Linked DNA regions of Mus musculus: region 2 is linked to region 1. The links are chromatin loops, found by intact Hi-C in ENCODE. Cell type or tissue: heart. All regions are shown on one strand.

Region 1 (8,000 bases):
AGCTATGATATGTTATCTCCCAGCCATTACCTGCACACATGCCTCCAGCCCTAGCTCTTACATGCTAAGTGTCAGGCTCTATTCCACCAGCCTCTGCTGGCTCAGTCCATCACCACTTGTGGATGGCCAACTCTTGCTCTCCGCTTGCCACTCCATCTACCCAGCATAGGCAAAAGCCCTGGAGCTTGGTCCGTACTGCTTTCCCTCCCCAGCTCCCTGCTTCTCCGTTCAGTTCAGGGTCCCAGCCCCAAAGTAAACCTCTCACACCCTCTCCCGGGTGACACAGCAGGCACAATCTTAGAAAGCCAAAACTGGAGGGAAGATGAGATCACCTCAGCAATGACCAGGCGTCCTGAGCTGTGGCTGCAGCTGAGCTGGAAGGAGCAGCTGGCTAGAGCAGGCCTTGGCAAGAGCTGGCGTGGGGAGCTACTCCATCACAGGGTCTGGTGCCTGCTGGGGAAACAGCATAAACAGGCCAAGCTGTGGGAGCACCAGGAGCCCTCAGAACATTCTGGTTCCTGGTTTGAGAGGGAGACTTGTTTCCTGACATAGTTAAGGAGCTGAGGGGCTCGAGTTTCCAGGCAGAGTCCCACTCAAGGAAGCAAAGCTGTGTCCAGAAAGCTGGGGTCCCCTGAGCACAGCTTTCTCCATCTTTGTCTGACTACCTCTCTTGAGATTCCAGGCCTTTAGCTGTCCATGTTTCTGCCCCTTAATCATCTCTATTCAGGCTTTCTCATTTCCCCATCCCCATCTCCCATAACCTTGGGGACTCTGATGTGGGGCTCCTCTATGTCCTGTGTGTAAGAAACCTGTCATTGTCTGTTTTTGTTTTTGTTGCTATTTCGTTTTGTTTCTGTAGCTTGGAAAGGTGAGCTTCACTTCTTCACTCAGGGAGGTGGACACCGGGTGAAGGAAGCAGGCTGTGGCCACCTCACCCTCCATCCTTTCGAAATCAGTCCCGCTCCCTGAGGACCTGGCTCCAAGAAGGACATAGCTGAGGCTGGGACTCTTGGTTACTGTGGTATCAGAAGGCTGGGTCCAGGCCTTCTGGCAACCATTGCAGTGTACAGGAGAGTCAGTCTGATGAACTGCTTGCCGCTCTGCTGATTCCGGGGAAAGACAATACTCCAACTCAAAGGGAGCCTGGAAGGCCGAGGGATTTCTCCCGTGGAAAACCAGGGGTAACGGAGCCAAAGTTGCTTCGGCCTTGAAGAAGAATCGCAGACAAGCACATTGTCTAGCACAGCAAACATGTCTGTTTGCTATAATTAATTATATAATTACACATACTGAGGACTTACCATAATACAGAGAAGGGTTGACTACCTTGTCTACGGAATGTCAACTGGGACATTACTCCAAATCCAGAGTTCTTTACGCAGCCTTTCCTAGACCTGAGCAAGGGATTCTGTACATTCTTAAAGGAAAGAAAGCCACAGAATTCCAACAATACATCCTCCAGGGCCCTGCATACCCTGGTAATGGAAGGATTGTCTTTACTTTCTATAAAATCTTGCACATGCAGCTGAGACAAAGGAAGGGACCAAAGGACCAGGAGAAGGCACTTCAGGAAGGTAGAAGATGGCCTGGAAGAAAGCACCTGCCTCAGGCTGAGGAGTGTAGCTTTCTTCCGGCTGGTGGAAAGTTGGGGTGCCAGGCTGCATAGAGGGCTACCGGAAGCCCATGGAAGCCTGAGTTACCAGTTCAGCTCATCCCCTGGTTGTTTTGAGAGGAAAACAATTCTCCAACAGAGGCATTAGCGACCTGGGTTGAAAGAAACGGAGTTCTTCAACACGGGCAAGCTGGGAGGATGTGATGTCCTGAAGAAAGAAATTACCGATGAACTATTTCCCAGAAAAGGTGACCTTTTAGAGTCTAGGCCAGCTGCTTCCTTCCCAAGCACTGGTGTCTGACTAGTGTGTGGAATTGGGGGAAAAGGAGGAAAGAAAGAAAACATAGCAAGTCTAAAGCATGAAGCCTTGTTGAGCTAATGCTGGTCTGAAGGCTCTTGTGTGTGGTGAGGAGTCTGGTAAAGAGTGGGATCAAGAAGATGCTGCTGTCTGAAAGCTGTTGAGAAAACAGAACCAGGGCTGAGCTGGACACTGACCCGTGAGGCCCAGGCTATGGTGTGGGCCCTGAGCTGGACACAGGCCTGTGAGGCCCAGGCTGTGGTGTGGGCCCTGAGCCGGACACAGGCCTTTGAGGCCCAGGCTGTGGTGTGGGCCCTGAGCTGGACACAGGCCTGTGAGGCCCAGGCTGTGATATGGGCCCTGCCTAGCCTGTTTTTGAGTGGCTGGGCAAATAAAAATGAGGAAACAGCAGGATTGCATAGTGTTTCTGTTTTCCAATTCTTTGAAACAACTCCTCTTCCTGGGTGGCACACACACACACACACACACACACACACACACACACAGACAGGCAAACAATCAAAAATTGGTTAAAGTCTGTCAATTCAGAAACTCTAATTGGTTCAAAGCTTTGATCTCTTCCTTTTAGGAGCAAAAATCCTATTTCTGTGGCTGAGCATGCATGTCTTGATGTCTATGTGTCTCCCTGGGGGCTGAGGGAAACAGTAAATGTGAGTCAATACAACTGAAGGGTCGCTGTTTCTCTACATGAGGACCCTGCTTTCGGGGTTCTGGGTAGGCACCAGGCGAACACTGGTGCCTATTTCTCTGGCCCTGTTGTGCACTGAACTTTCAAACCATAACAGAAACACCAAAGCTTGGCAGAGATATCACAGGAATAATTATCTAATTTCAGAACATGTTATTATAATACCTACATGATGTGTAATGAAGTTAACAATGTTCACATTCTATTCACCAACTCTGAGCTGTACACTCACGATGCCAAATCCTTCCCCACGGACGCTTCTCCGAGACATGAACATGCAGAGGATCTGAAGAAAGCTTTTCAAGAAATATGCCACACACATACACAGTGTTTGGTTGTGCAGCCATCAGAGGTGAAACCGCCAGAAGTCAAACCTCTCCTGGGCATGGTAGCTAGCTGGTCCTCACACTTCTTGAGTAGACACTGTAGAACTAGCAAGGGAATAGTAGTCACGTTGGGGTCACCCAGGCAGACAGTCTTTCTTTGACTCATCTGTGGGCCAGGGCATTTCTGATCCCCCCCCCCAGCTCCCTTCCCTGGGGTGCTGGGTCTAGATGAGGCTCAGTGAAGGGGACTGTTTGCTCCTGTTCCCTGTTGACTTTAGCCAGTAGCTATGTTTACAAACCCAGGTTGGTTTTCCCAGCACAGTTAATTAGACCAAAGACATCTGGTGTGAGGGCTGGGGAGGGCATCTGCTCAGACAGCCCCCTCCCCAACCTCCCAGCAGCTATGGGCCAGAGCTGGGCGGGGCAGCTTAAACAGGAACAGACCTATAGCGCACACTCCATCAAACCCACCCAAATCTCTCAGGGGGAATCATGGCCTCCTTCAACCTGCCTTTCCCATGACGAATAACTCAGCATGGTCCCCACTTTCTGAGTTTTAGGGGACCAAGAAGTCAGTCAGAGCCAGAAGGCCTACCTCAGTGCGATCACAGGCTGAACTTCCAAAAGAGCTAGCCGCAAGTTTTATTCCCTGTCACAGAGTTCCTCCCTGCGTTGGATAGGAACAGGAGACCTCTTGAGGGAAAACCCCTCCTTCCTAGAAAGCCCCTCAGAAAGGCGGCTCTGGATTCTTTCTCCAGCCCCTAAATTTTACCCCATATGCCGTCGCTCCAGCCGAATCCACGGCACTGCAGGAAGAGAGATAACTTTTTCCTGCCCAGAGCAAAGCAGGAGGGAGCCTGAGGAAGTGAGACGACCTCGGTGGACAGTTTCAGTGCCCTAGGGAAGTGGAGAGCCACGAGGGGGAGGGGCGGCAGCTTATCTCGCAGGAGGGGGGAGCTCACTCCAAACAGCTAATGCACTGGCGTGTGAAAGCCCCTCAATTAGCACTAATGATGCAATCAGGGAGGGAGGAGGAGGGACCAGAAGTTCTGATGGAGTCAGCACTAACACACAGGGCACACACTCACTCCCATCCTAGAGACACAGTAGCCCCTCGGGACATGCGGATGCACACATTCCACAGACAGATGTGCGTGGACACTAATGCACTCGCTGTATACGGTTCCGACCCCCTACTGGCGGGTCAAAGATCGAGGTTCTCGGGGATGGGGATGGAGCTGTGTTGTCGAGATGTGGGGATTCGGGAACCAGGAAAATCAGAAAGTCCTGGTAGAAGACAGTTGAAAAAAAAAAAGAATTCTTCCGAAACCTCCTGATTAACTCTGAGACCACAGTCCCCACCCCTCGCGCTCTCGCAGGTGCGGGGCAGCCTCCCCAGTGCGCCGCCCTTCATCACACCCTGAACCCGGGCTGTCCCAGAGCAGCCTCACCCGCAGAAGGAGGAACCCCTGCGCACTGCACTGCAGCCCCGACTCCCCACCTCCCCCAGGAGGCAGCGTGTACCCCTGAGATCCCCGCACCCGGGCCTTGGCGGCTTGCCCCTTGGAGCCCGTTACCCGCCGGCCTCGCCCCTCCAACTCCCCGCACCAGGTCGGCCAGCTCCGCTTTCGGCCTCCGGGTCCCGTTATCCAGCCTGGCCTCGGGCTTGGAAGCCCTGCGCGCGGCCGCCCCCTCCCCCTCCCCCGCTCCCCAACCCGAGCTCGGGGGGCCGCGCGCCGGGCAGGGCCGGAGCCGCCTCCGCGCCGCTTCCCAGGCCCGGCTGGCCGCGGGAGGAGGTCCCGCTGTCAGTCAGCGGGGAAGGCCGGCCCGGGCGGCCAGAGGGGGCGGCGCCGAGGACTGGCTCGGCCGGGCGCGGGGAGGCGCTGGCGGAGGGGCGGGCGCGGGGGTGGCTCCGGGCCTTATAAGCGGCGGGGGCAGGGCGGGAGGGAGGCAAGTGTCAGGCCGATGTGCCGCCCGCCGGGGGCCGGGGTCGGGGCTGCCCGGGCCATGCGCGCGGGCTGGGCAGGGGGCCGGCGCGGCGCGAAGCCGAGTCGCCTCGGAGCCTGAGCCGCCCGGGGCCGGGGCCGGGGCCGGGGCCGGGGAGCGGCGCGCGGCCGGCCGGGGGGAGGGGAGCGATGCGGCGCCGGCGGGCGGCCGTGGCCGCTGGTTTCTGCGCCTCCTTCCTGCTGGGCTCCGTCCTCAACGTGCTCTTCGCACCGGGCTCGGAGCCTCCGCGGCCAGGCCAGTCCCCGGGGTCCTCGGCAGCCCCGGGCCCGGGCCGTCGCGGGGGCCGTGGGGAGCTGGCCCGGCAGATCCGGGAGCGCTACGAGGAGGTGCAGCGCTATTCCCGCGGGGGGCCGGGGCCGGGAGCGGGCCGGCCAGAGCGGCGGCGCCTGATGGACCTGGCTCCGGGCGGGCCGGGCCTGCAGCGTCCCCGGCCCCCGCGGGTCCGGTCCCCGCCCGACGGCGCTCCGGGCTGGCCCCCTGCTCCCGGCCCGGGCTCCCCCGGCCCGGGCCCGCGCCTAGGCTGCGCCGCGCTCCGCAACGTGTCTGGCGCGCAGTACGTGGGCTCAGGCTACACTAAGGCTGTGTACCGGGTCCGCCTGCCCGGCGGCGCCGCGGTGGCGCTTAAAGCAGTGGACTTCAGCGGCCACGATCTGGGCAGCTGCGTGCGCGAGTTCGGGGCGCGAAGGGGCTGCTATCGCCTGGCGGCCCACAAGCTGCTCAAAGAGATGGTGCTGCTGGAGCGGCTGCGGCACCCCAACGTGCTGCAGGTACGACAGTGGGGTTCCGGGATGAGGGGGCTGGCTGGCCACTCTGAAAGACTCCTTGGTCTTACGGAGTAAATAAGTCTCAGGGCGTCCAAGACTGCCCAGTTGCAGCTAGGTGCAGAACCCAGATTAGGGAACCACACTCAGCACCACCCTGCCGGGGTCTCTCACCCTTTGGGTAGAACCCTGTACCAGCTTAAACGCATCCCGTAAAGACAGAGGCAAGGACCAGAAGGGTCCCAAGCTGGTGATAAGGCAGTGATTAGGAGTTGTGACCACAGAGGACCCTGCTGCTGGCTAAAGCTGGTGGAGTATTATCTCCAGTCATAGTGACCTCAGGTCCAACTCCAACATCCAGCTTCAGTCAGCTCCCAGATGCAGAAATAGGATCCCCCATATTGGTAGAGCCTGAACCATACTTTTTTCAAAGTCCAGCGACACGTCTGGCTTTGGAGGTGATGTTAAGCCTCAGTGGGTATGGGAGGGGCCCAAAAGGAGACCATGGATCTGACTTGATCTTCAGGGAGACCCTCATTTCTCACTGGGCTCACAGGCCATTGAAAGGGATAAAAGAGGCCAGAAAATACACAGCCTTTCCCAGAAGTGACCACAGGCTTCCCTGGGACTTCAAGTGGGTCCAGCTGAACCACAGGGGAAGCCTCAGGATTGTAGGCCAGAAGACTCCAGGTCTGCTAGTATGAATACCACACTCTTGCAAGTGTGCTTAGCCAAGAGGCTAGACGGTTCAAAAAGCTAGATGCATACTTTCCTAGCGAGAAACTCTGTCCTTGTTCATTGGGGGCACAGGCAAGAAGGATGCACCCCCACATCTCGTCCATCCAAGGTTGCATTTAGAACAGACCTTCACAATGCCACCGCCATCCAAACATAAACCCACTTCCCCTCTCTGAGTTCTCTGCCTTGGATAAGACTACTTACTCTCTATGCATATGTGTGAGGTGACTGAAAGGGGACCCCTGACTGCTCTTGGCTGGGTAACATAAGTGTGTGCAACCCCCCCCCCAGCTGTCCATACCACCCACCCACCCTCAGAGTCACTTTTCTATACCCAAAGAGCTGGCCAGAGGCACAGCAGTCCATCTTTTCTTCCCTCAGCACTGAGAAGGGGGCCCCAGGCCTCGAGGGATCTGTGGACCACAGAATAAAGAGGCCACAATACTACTTGTACTCCTAGTGGCTCCAAGTCTCCCTAGAACTAATGCCCCCAGTCCTGGCCATACTCTTGTGACAAGTTCTGTCAAGGTCCCAGGCCCTGCATTTGGTCCCAAACACCCATTGTGTGTGTTTATGTCTGGCTGCATGGCTAACACTGTGACTGGAGCTTAAGGGAGTGAGCGGCTGGTTACGTGGCCATTCTAACTGGGAGGATCTTGGTTGTTTTTTTTTTCCCTCTTCTGGGTTCTTGGGAATTTTCTGGAAACCCTGAGGTGCCAGCCAGATTCTGAGGAGGATGGAGAGGCCTTGACCAAGTGACTTAGCGGGGCATTTGGTGTTTGTTAACTGTTCAAGGCCATTTCTCAGGACAGGTTTGTCATTCAGTTGGGCCTTCCTAGCCATAGGGATTCCTCCCTTGATGGCCTCACCATGCATTTCCACCATGCATTTCCACCGACTACACCTACAACCAGATCCACAGAGTGGTCCTTGTCTGTAACGTTGCCCCCACCCCCCACCCCTAGTAATGAGGGCACCAGAGAAAGACAAGACATTACAAGGGAACATGTCTCGCCCATGCCTTCTCCAGCATGGCATCTCTCAGGATTGTTTGTGAGACTTCCAGTCTGAGGAGCGAACACCCCTAGGACAGAAGGATTTCGAGTCCTAGAGAAAGTGGAAGTCCCTAGGGGACTTGGGGACAGCTTTGGGGATGAGATCCTCTCATTCGTTCTCTGACCACCACGCCATGTCCCTTCTGACTTCTTCAGTTAGGCTGCCTCTGTGGCCAGCACAGCCTGCCGTGGGTCTTCAAAAGACTCAGAAGGCTCAAAAGGCCTTAGAACGGTGTGTGCCGGGAACTAGACACCACGTTGTTTTAATAGCTCCTAATCATTTAAAAGTTCAAAACCGTTTGACTGTTTGCTGACCTAGGGAGGAGCCAGAGGACTTTCTAAAGTATGGCAGGCTCCTGAGACCCAGCTCTGGGTAGCCTGAAGTTACACTGTGGGCTCTCCTAGTGGAATACAGGGCAGCCATGGAGGGCCACTGTGCCTTGCCCAGCACAGACTCTGGCCACCTGGGGATCTTCCTGTCTTTTGGACCCTCT
Region 2 (8,000 bases), 140 kb after region 1:
GACAAAGGCTTTTTCCATGCTCCCCACGGTGGTGGTTCTTGATGAGAGAGATAGTCCTTGGTTCCAAATTGTTTACTGATTGTTCATCTTGGAAAATGGATGTGTATCACCTCCTCAGGGTGGACCAGAGGTTAAATACCTTTTGTAGGAAGGGATGTCTGGGAAGGGAAACTTATTGGCTAACTCTCAGGGTCTCTAGATACCTCAGTAGCATGGAAAACTCTCATCTACACGATTGTAAATCACGTTCCTATGTAGGGAGTGTGGTCACGTGACAAGGGCCTGGTTGGAAGCAAGCGAAGCTCCTACCATTCTCTGATACAAAGTTCTGGGACTTTCAACCTGCTCAGTCTTACCACGTTTCCTGGCACGGTCTACTGCCCTACATGAAACTACCCTACCTATTGAGACTACCCTACCCTTGAGACTACTCTACCCATTGAGACTACCTTACCCTTGAGACTGCCCTACCCATGGAGACTACCCTATCCTTGAGACTACTCTACCCTTGAGACTACTCTACCCATTGAGACTACCCTACCCTTGAGACTACCCTACCCTTGAGACTACTCTACCCTTGAGACTACCCTACCCATTGAGACTACCCAACCCATTGAGACTACCTTACCCATTGAGATTAATCTACCCATTGAGATTAATCTACCCATTGAGACTACCCTACCCATTGAGACTACCCTACCCATTGAGACTACCCTACCCATTGAGACTACCTTACCCATTGAGACTACCCTACCCATTGAGACTAATCTACCCATTGAGACTACCTTACCCATTGAGATTAATCTACCCATTGAGACTACCCTACCCATTGAGACTAATCTACCCATTGAGACTACCCTACCCATTGAGACTACCCTACCCATTGAGACTACCCTACTCATCTCTTCAGTCTTTATTTGTATTGTTCTGAGTTTTTAATTTCATTTTTTTTCTGTCTCAGCTTTTTGGTTTGTTTTTTGTTTTTGCTTTCGTTTTTGTTTAAAAACTTCTTTGGCTGATTTCAATGGTTAGAATAAATCTGGATTACTTAGGTAAAAATAACTGACACAGGCAGATTTATCATGAAATATACAATGCTTGATCTTCAGATGTCTTCATCCCTTGCCTCCACTTTTCCTGTTGGTTTGTCTGTCTTACTTTTGAAGATAGGATTAATTACAAGGTTTCTTTTTGTCCAGGCTCCCCTTAGACTTGCTATGGATGTGAAGATGATCTTGACCTTTTGGTCTCCCTGACTCAGCCTCCAGGGTGCTGAGCTTACAGGAAAACACAGCATGCCCGGCAGCCTGAGCCTGCACTGAGTGTGCCTGCCCTGAGTGTGCCTGCCCTGAGTGTGCCTGCACTGAGTGTGTAAGAAGGCGCATCTTTCCATCACAGCCTTCCTTCCCTTAGTCACGTATTCCACTCCGGCAGGAACTATTGGAATAACTAGATATCTGGGGCAACTAGCTTTCAAAGAGTTGGGGATACATTTGATGTTAGGCTTAGTGAAATATTCCACCCAGACCACGGCCATTTGCATTGAATCAGTGCCAGCTACTTTTGTTTAGCGATAGATTTCGGGAGTGCTCCTGTGGCTCAGCTCACTGACTTGCCTGGCGTCCCAGCATAGAATTTCAGGGCTAGAGGTTAGAACACCATATGGACATACAGCTGGCCCTGGCAGTATGTGAGGAGTGTGGGAGGAGCAAGGGTTGCAACACACAAAGCCAAAGGGGAAGGTCCTTGCAGTCATCAGATAAGTACATTGTAAGTAGAGAATTTGGCCTTCATTGATGGCAAGCCAAAATAGACATTTGTCTCCTGTCAAGAACATACTCAGTAACGCAGTGCTGTAGAATTTTAAATGTATAATACTTGTGTTTTTCTTTTTAAAATGTGAATCATATGAAATTAATCAGAATGCCTCTAGCAATTATATATAATGTATAGCATATATGTAATATATACATATATGTAATATATACATATATAATATACACGCATATATACATATAATATATACACATATGTAATATATACATATACACACATATATACATATATGTAATATATACGTATGTATACCTATATGTGATATATACATATATAATATATACATATATATACTATATATATGGCTTTACTATAAGTAGGAAATCAAGTTCTACTTCAATTATTGAAAACTTAAAAATTGGTTCACCATGCTAGAAGAAAACCTGACTTACTATTCTCTTCTTTTAGTTAAACATTTTTTAAAAAGCCAATGTCAGGTTTTCATTTGTTGTGCTTGTGCATGCGTGTGCCAGAGGTCAGCCTCAGGTACAGTTCCTCATGAGCTGTTTATGAGATAGGACCTCTCTGTGGAGGCTGGCTGGCCAGGATGCCCTGGCGTTCAGTTTGTCTCTGCCTTCCCAGATCTGGGATTGTAAGTGTACATCAGTACACTTTCCCTGCTTCTGTGGGAAGCACATTACTGACTGTCATCTCTCAGCCTTGCTGTGTCCTGTTTACAACACTGACCTCCTAGGTTTGCTGTGATGTTTCCTTAAGTTTTTAAGTTAGATTTTGTTTGTTGGCTGTTTCCAGAGCTGGGGATCAAACCCAGTGCCTCCTATTTACTAAGCACAATTGGTCACCGAGGTACACTCCCAGGCCCTTAGGAAAGAAGTTTAAAAAGGCATCAAAGGGGAGAGGTATCCTTCAAGGATGTTTAACAATCCTTTCAACCATTTAATTCTGTCAATTCTTTTCATGGCAGTTGTTGTTCCCCATTTCTTCTCTCCTTACTTCAATTTGTTCCTTGTAACCTACAACTCTATTAACAGACATTCTTATTTTTTTCCTAACCCAGCTACTTTAAAAGGTATATCTAATTTAGTCTCTGAGACACCTTACAGTTTTTTGTTACTCTAATCTGCACATCGACCTAGAAGGGACCTAAACTATTCAAATGTCTTTGTAAGGAAAGAGGATAAAATCAGAGGGTTGAGAGCTGGAGAGATATAGCTCAGCGGTTAAGAGCCCTGACTGCTCTTCCAGAGGTCCTGAGTTCAATTCCCCGCAACCACATGGTGACTCACAACCATCTGTAACCGGGTGACAGTGTACCCATATAAATTTAAAAAAAATCTTTAAAAAATAAAATAATAATAATAAAAGATTAGAGGGTTGAAGAAGATGGGATGAGTTTTGGTTGTGCTTGTGCATGCGTGTGCCAGAGGTCAGCCTCAGGTACAGTCTAGCACTTGAATTTGCAAATAAATTAAAGCAAGGCCTAAATTTAGTTAGGTGACTTCATAGATTTGAGCCTAGAACTAAGGTTTATTTAAAAACTAATAGTCTGTGCTATAGTTTCCTGATAGGCTATCCGGTGGCTTTGTGCCCTGATGGGAAGAACAAAAGGAGAGTAAGCCAAGCCAGTCTTTTACGTGCACTTTCCTCATAAGACTTGGGTAAGACGAACTCTTTTCATCCAGCATTAACATTGTTTGCTTGTGCTCTGTCCTAGAACCTGCGGTTGTGGCAGACATGGCCTCAGGCTGGTCAAAAAGTCTTGTCTCTACCTAGAATTCTCACTGACTAGAGGAGAGGGGAACCCCAAGAAGGGGAATCTTTCCTCTCACTCGTTAGCCTCCTCGTTACCTCCCTTCAAAAGAACTCTAGAACTGTGCTCCGCGGGCTTCCCAGAGGGAAAGAATCCCACAGTGCAGGTCAGCTTTCTAGCAGCAGGACACCCACGAGCCCCGTCCACTCAGACCCAGTTTCGGGCTGGAGAATCCTGGTGGCGAAACCGGGCCAGGAACACAAGAGCAGCCAATAGCCTCCTAACTCTCAAGAGTTCTCTGCGGCTGCGGAGGCAGGGCAGAGAGGGAGGGGCGTGTCGCGGGAAGCCCCGCCCCGTTCCGTCACGTGGGGCGGGATCGGAAGCGTGACGGCGTGCGCGGGGGCGGAGCCGTGGCTGCGCGCGGGCGCGGGGGCGGGGCGCGGCGCGGCGCGGCGCGGCGCTCACGGCTGCGGCTTAGGAGAGAGAGAGAGAGAGGGAGAGAGGCCGGGCAGGCGGCGGGCGGCGCGGCTCTCAACCTGATTGACCGACTGACCCTCGGGGCTGACGGGCTGACCGGCGGACGGCGGCGGCGGGAGTCGGAAGCCGCGCCGGGCGACGCTGAGAACCGGCGGGTCAGGTCCCGCGGCCGCCGCACGGTCGGGGCGCTGAATGAAGCGCCCGCCCCGCTGAGCCCCGAGCCCGGCGCGGTCCCCGCAAGATGGACGGTTTCGCCGGCAGCCTCGGTGAGTCCGGCCGCGGGCTCGCGCCCCTCGTACGTAACCCGGGACCCCGGCTTCCTGCGCGCGCGCGCGCCGCGGGCCCTGCTCCCCGGGCTGCCCCTGCGGGTGGCCGCCGCTCCCGGCACATGGTCCCCGCGAGGCTGCAGCCCCGCCGCCGCCTCCGGGACGGGCGGCCCCTCCCCCCATGCAGCCCTCGCCTCCAGACCCTCCCTTCTTCCCAGAGCCCCCTTCAGTGCGGGGGCCCTCCTTCCCCTCAACGACCCTCCAGCCGCTGCTACGTCCCTCCCGGTACACTTAGCACCTTCTTCTGACCCCCCCACCCCGTTAAAGTCAGGGCACCCCTTCATCAAATACAGACTCTCCCTCAGAGTACATCTCTCCACTTAAACGGAATGATAGGCAAGATTGGGGCAGCCTTTCCGGAGGGAGTAGGAATCCCCAGTCCCACTTCTGGATTGGAGTCACCCCTTTCAGTCTTTATATTTGAAGATTTATTAAGTAGCCCTCAGTAACTGACAGCTTCCCTCCACTTCCCTGAACGTTTTGCAGTGGTGGAGAGCATTATCATCTACTCAATACAGGGAAGGAAGAGGCGCATCTGTGTTGGGGGACCCTCTTTAAGAGTGAAAGCAGAAGTATGCTCTCCATGCGTGCTGGAGAGAAGTAATCCTGCCCAATGAACCCATAAGAGGGGGCCTCAATCGGAAAAGAAAGGATTCTCCATTTTTGGAATATGCTGTCTTTGTGGAATGGAGAGAAAGGGATAGGGTATCCTGTTGGCTGAAGTGTTTTCTCAGTGTTCCATTTAACCAGAGTACAGGTGCTAAATGTTGTGACTGACTTGAGGAACAGAACTCCAGGGTAACCAGTACCTGTGTCTGGAATGGCTATTCTTTGAGGCCACTGGAATCCAGTTACTGTAGAGATTTCAGTGTTACGGTGAGAGAAACGATTCTGTTTTTGCTGATACTGCGGTTATGTGATACCAGCGACTGGGTTTGATTTGTATATTTGACTAGTTTATGTGGTAGTAGCGTGTATAGTCGGATGCTTTTCTTTTTCCATTTCGTGATAATAAATCTCTAGTTAGTTAATGTTCACTGATCAGCAAACCATCTGGCACTAAGCCATATTTTAATCTGCCCACACAAGATTGGGATTAGATGGATTTTTTTTTTAAAGTAAAGTTAAAAAGTAAACAGAAGAGCATCAGGCTCTTACAGTTGTTAAATAGTAAAGGCACAATTTTGGTCTTGACTTTCTTGAGGGGAAAAAAAAATCATTGTTGTTATACAGCTTTGAGAATGGAAATCCTAAAATAGGAGCAATGCATTGTGGTTCTTTTCTCTCCAAAGACACCTGTTGTCCATTATCTAACCTTTGATGTTTTGTAATTCCTTACATAGTGAAGTTACTTCCTTCTCGGCCTCCTTTTAGCCAGGCATTAACTCTTAATTTGTTCTTTTTTGGTTTTGTGACTGGGTTCATTTCCCCAGTTCATACTGGCTAGTAGACTGGCCTGCGTGTCTGCTAACATGCAGATTGGGTATCTTTGGGGGGCTGTGATAATCTCTGTATGTAATGTGATCTTTACTCTTGTGCTTGTGCTGAGGAATTCTGGAGGGCTTTAAAAGTGCCTTTTTCACCAATTGAAACACTTAAGTTAATTTTGAAAGTGTATATGCCTTGTTAAACAAGTTTATGCGTAACTAATCCAGTAGAGACAACAGAAAGAGTTGCAATCAGGAAAACAAATCCCATTTTTATGTTGTGTTAAAGAGACATAATGACGTTAAACATTCATTTCACACCATCTTTTGTGATCGGAACATTGAATTGCCATCTTTTGAGTGGTAAAGGAAGGGGATGGTTTTTGTCTCCTTTCTGGAGTTGCCTTCGCTGAAGAGACTTTGTAACAGGAGTTGTGCTTTCTCTTTCTGTGGCTTTCTATGAGTAAAACTAGGCCCCATCTTAATTGAAACCTTAAAGGGGTGGGGGAGGGGGGGAGCTGGTATATTTTACTAGTAGCCTTTAAGCAGAGCTCTGCCAAGTTGCTTGTTTCTGTCCCCTGCAGTTCGTTAGCCTGGAGCTTAGAGTTACATTGATCTTTATTTTATCATCAAGAGAGCCATTAGCGTAAAAGAAAGCACTTATGTGTAAAGACTTCTTTTTTCAACTTAAAAAATTCAAAACATGTGAAATTCTTCTAGGGTAACATGGAAAGCGGTTTTTTTTTTCAAGGAAGTGGATGATGCTTCTATCTCCTTTCACATACTAGAGAGGGTTTTGGAAAATTGTGAGAAGACTACATTTTCATAAGCAAAAAAATTCAGTGCTTTTATCAGCAGAATGATTCTGTAAAAGCTGATTATTTAAGGGAATTTAAGGAAACCCAAACTATGCCTGTGGTTAGAGTGATTAGATAAGAAAAACATGCATTCTATAAGACACCAACATAGGGGATTTGGAAACCAGAGATAGGAATGTTAAATGATTGGCCATTTTGCTGCCACGTTGAAGTTACACATTTCTTGTATTACCCTTGTTTTACATAAAAACAACTGAAGGATCCGTTTACTCTGCAGCTGATGAATTCCAGGTAGTGTGGCTAGCCGGTGCTTGTACTATGCAGTTTCTCCTAGTTACATAGTATCTCCTAGTATCTTTCAGGACCTACACTAGGGTCATTTGAAAGGCAGCACTTGGAAAACACGTTTTTAAAGTTACCCCACGCTATTTTGGTGCGTTGTCACCACATCTCAGTATGGGTATACACACATGTCTCACAATATGTATCTTAAACCTCAGGTGTGTTTGCAAAAGCAGGAAACCACCAATAAATAAAGCCTTTCTCGCTGATCTTACTGACTTTTAAGGCAGGAGTTGGATACATTTTACGCTTAGTCTTCTTTTAGCATCTTTTTCTTATTTCAGGTTTTAAGTCAGTTTTTGTTGTTTTGTGTTGTGTTGTGTTTGGTGGTAGTGGTTGTTGGTTTTAAAACCCCACCCTTAAGACAGGGTCTTAACTATGTAGCCCAGGCTGCCTTGAACTTGAGGCTGTTTCACTGTCAGCATCCCAAGTGCTAGATTAACACCCACTTTTTTTGTAATGAAAGTTTTAATTTCAATATATTTATTTTGGGATTAGCCTAAACATGAACATTTGCATTGAACTTAAAGAAAGTATAAACTTAACCATGCCAGTTACAATATAAAATTCAAAGTATAATACATGAAGGCTATTATGTGTAAGAAATAACATTTTCTCATGCATCCTGGGCTGACTGGTCTGTGTCTATCTAACTGAGTATGTATCACTATAATGTTTATAGGTGCTCCTTGGTGTGTGGAGTACTGAGGGCTGAACCCATGACTTTGTAATGGTAGGCAGTCTACCAACTGAACTACATCCTCAGCTTAAATCTTGCCTTCTTTGCAAGCAAGCAAATGCAGTACTTCATTTTTATATTTCTGAACAGGTTCTAGCATAGCCCAGGCGGGTCTTGAACTCACTTCATTGCTGGGGTTGGCCTTGAACTGTTGATGCCTTGTCTTTACCTCCAGACTTATAGGAGTGTTCTACTGCATCAAGCCCTTTTAAAGCTTTTAAAATATATTTGTAAGACAAACTCATGCTATGTTGTCTTAGCTGGTCTTAAACTCTTGGGCTCAAGCCACCGTGCTGCCGGAGCTGCTTCTTCAGTAACTGGAAC

Evidence for each region. Peaks named below come from ENCODE experiments on the same cell type or tissue, not always from the same donor. Only the 100,000 strongest peaks of a DNase experiment are listed, where the experiment ranks them.
Region 2: a loop joins it to region 1, with 2.4 times the contacts of the local background. A loop is called at or near these places in 3 of 42 quality-filtered maps.

What each region holds. Positions count from the first base shown.
Region 1 is chr17:83,210,386-83,218,385 of GRCm38, forward strand. Pkdcc (protein kinase domain containing, cytoplasmic) reads left to right here and starts at 4,898. Exons shown (of 7, transcript NM_134117.2): 1 at 4,898-5,719. The coding sequence starts at 5,081. It overlaps Gm34686 (a long non-coding RNA gene), which reads right to left and starts at 4,749. Exons shown (of 3, transcript XR_001782234.2): 1 at 333-4,749. In heart, a CTCF peak has its summit at 4,154; DNase peaks (open chromatin) are centred at 376, 4,006, 4,806, 5,636 and 3 weaker places; H3K4me3 peaks cover 5,018 bases; H3K27ac peaks cover 6,318 bases.
Region 2 is chr17:83,346,950-83,354,949 of GRCm38, forward strand. It overlaps Eml4 (echinoderm microtubule associated protein like 4), which reads left to right and starts at 3,992. Exons shown (of 23, transcript NM_001379374.1): 1 at 3,992-4,290. The coding sequence starts at 4,266. In heart, a CTCF peak has its summit at 3,788; DNase peaks (open chromatin) are centred at 3,902 and 4,812; H3K4me3 peaks cover 3,936 bases; H3K27ac peaks cover 3,192 bases.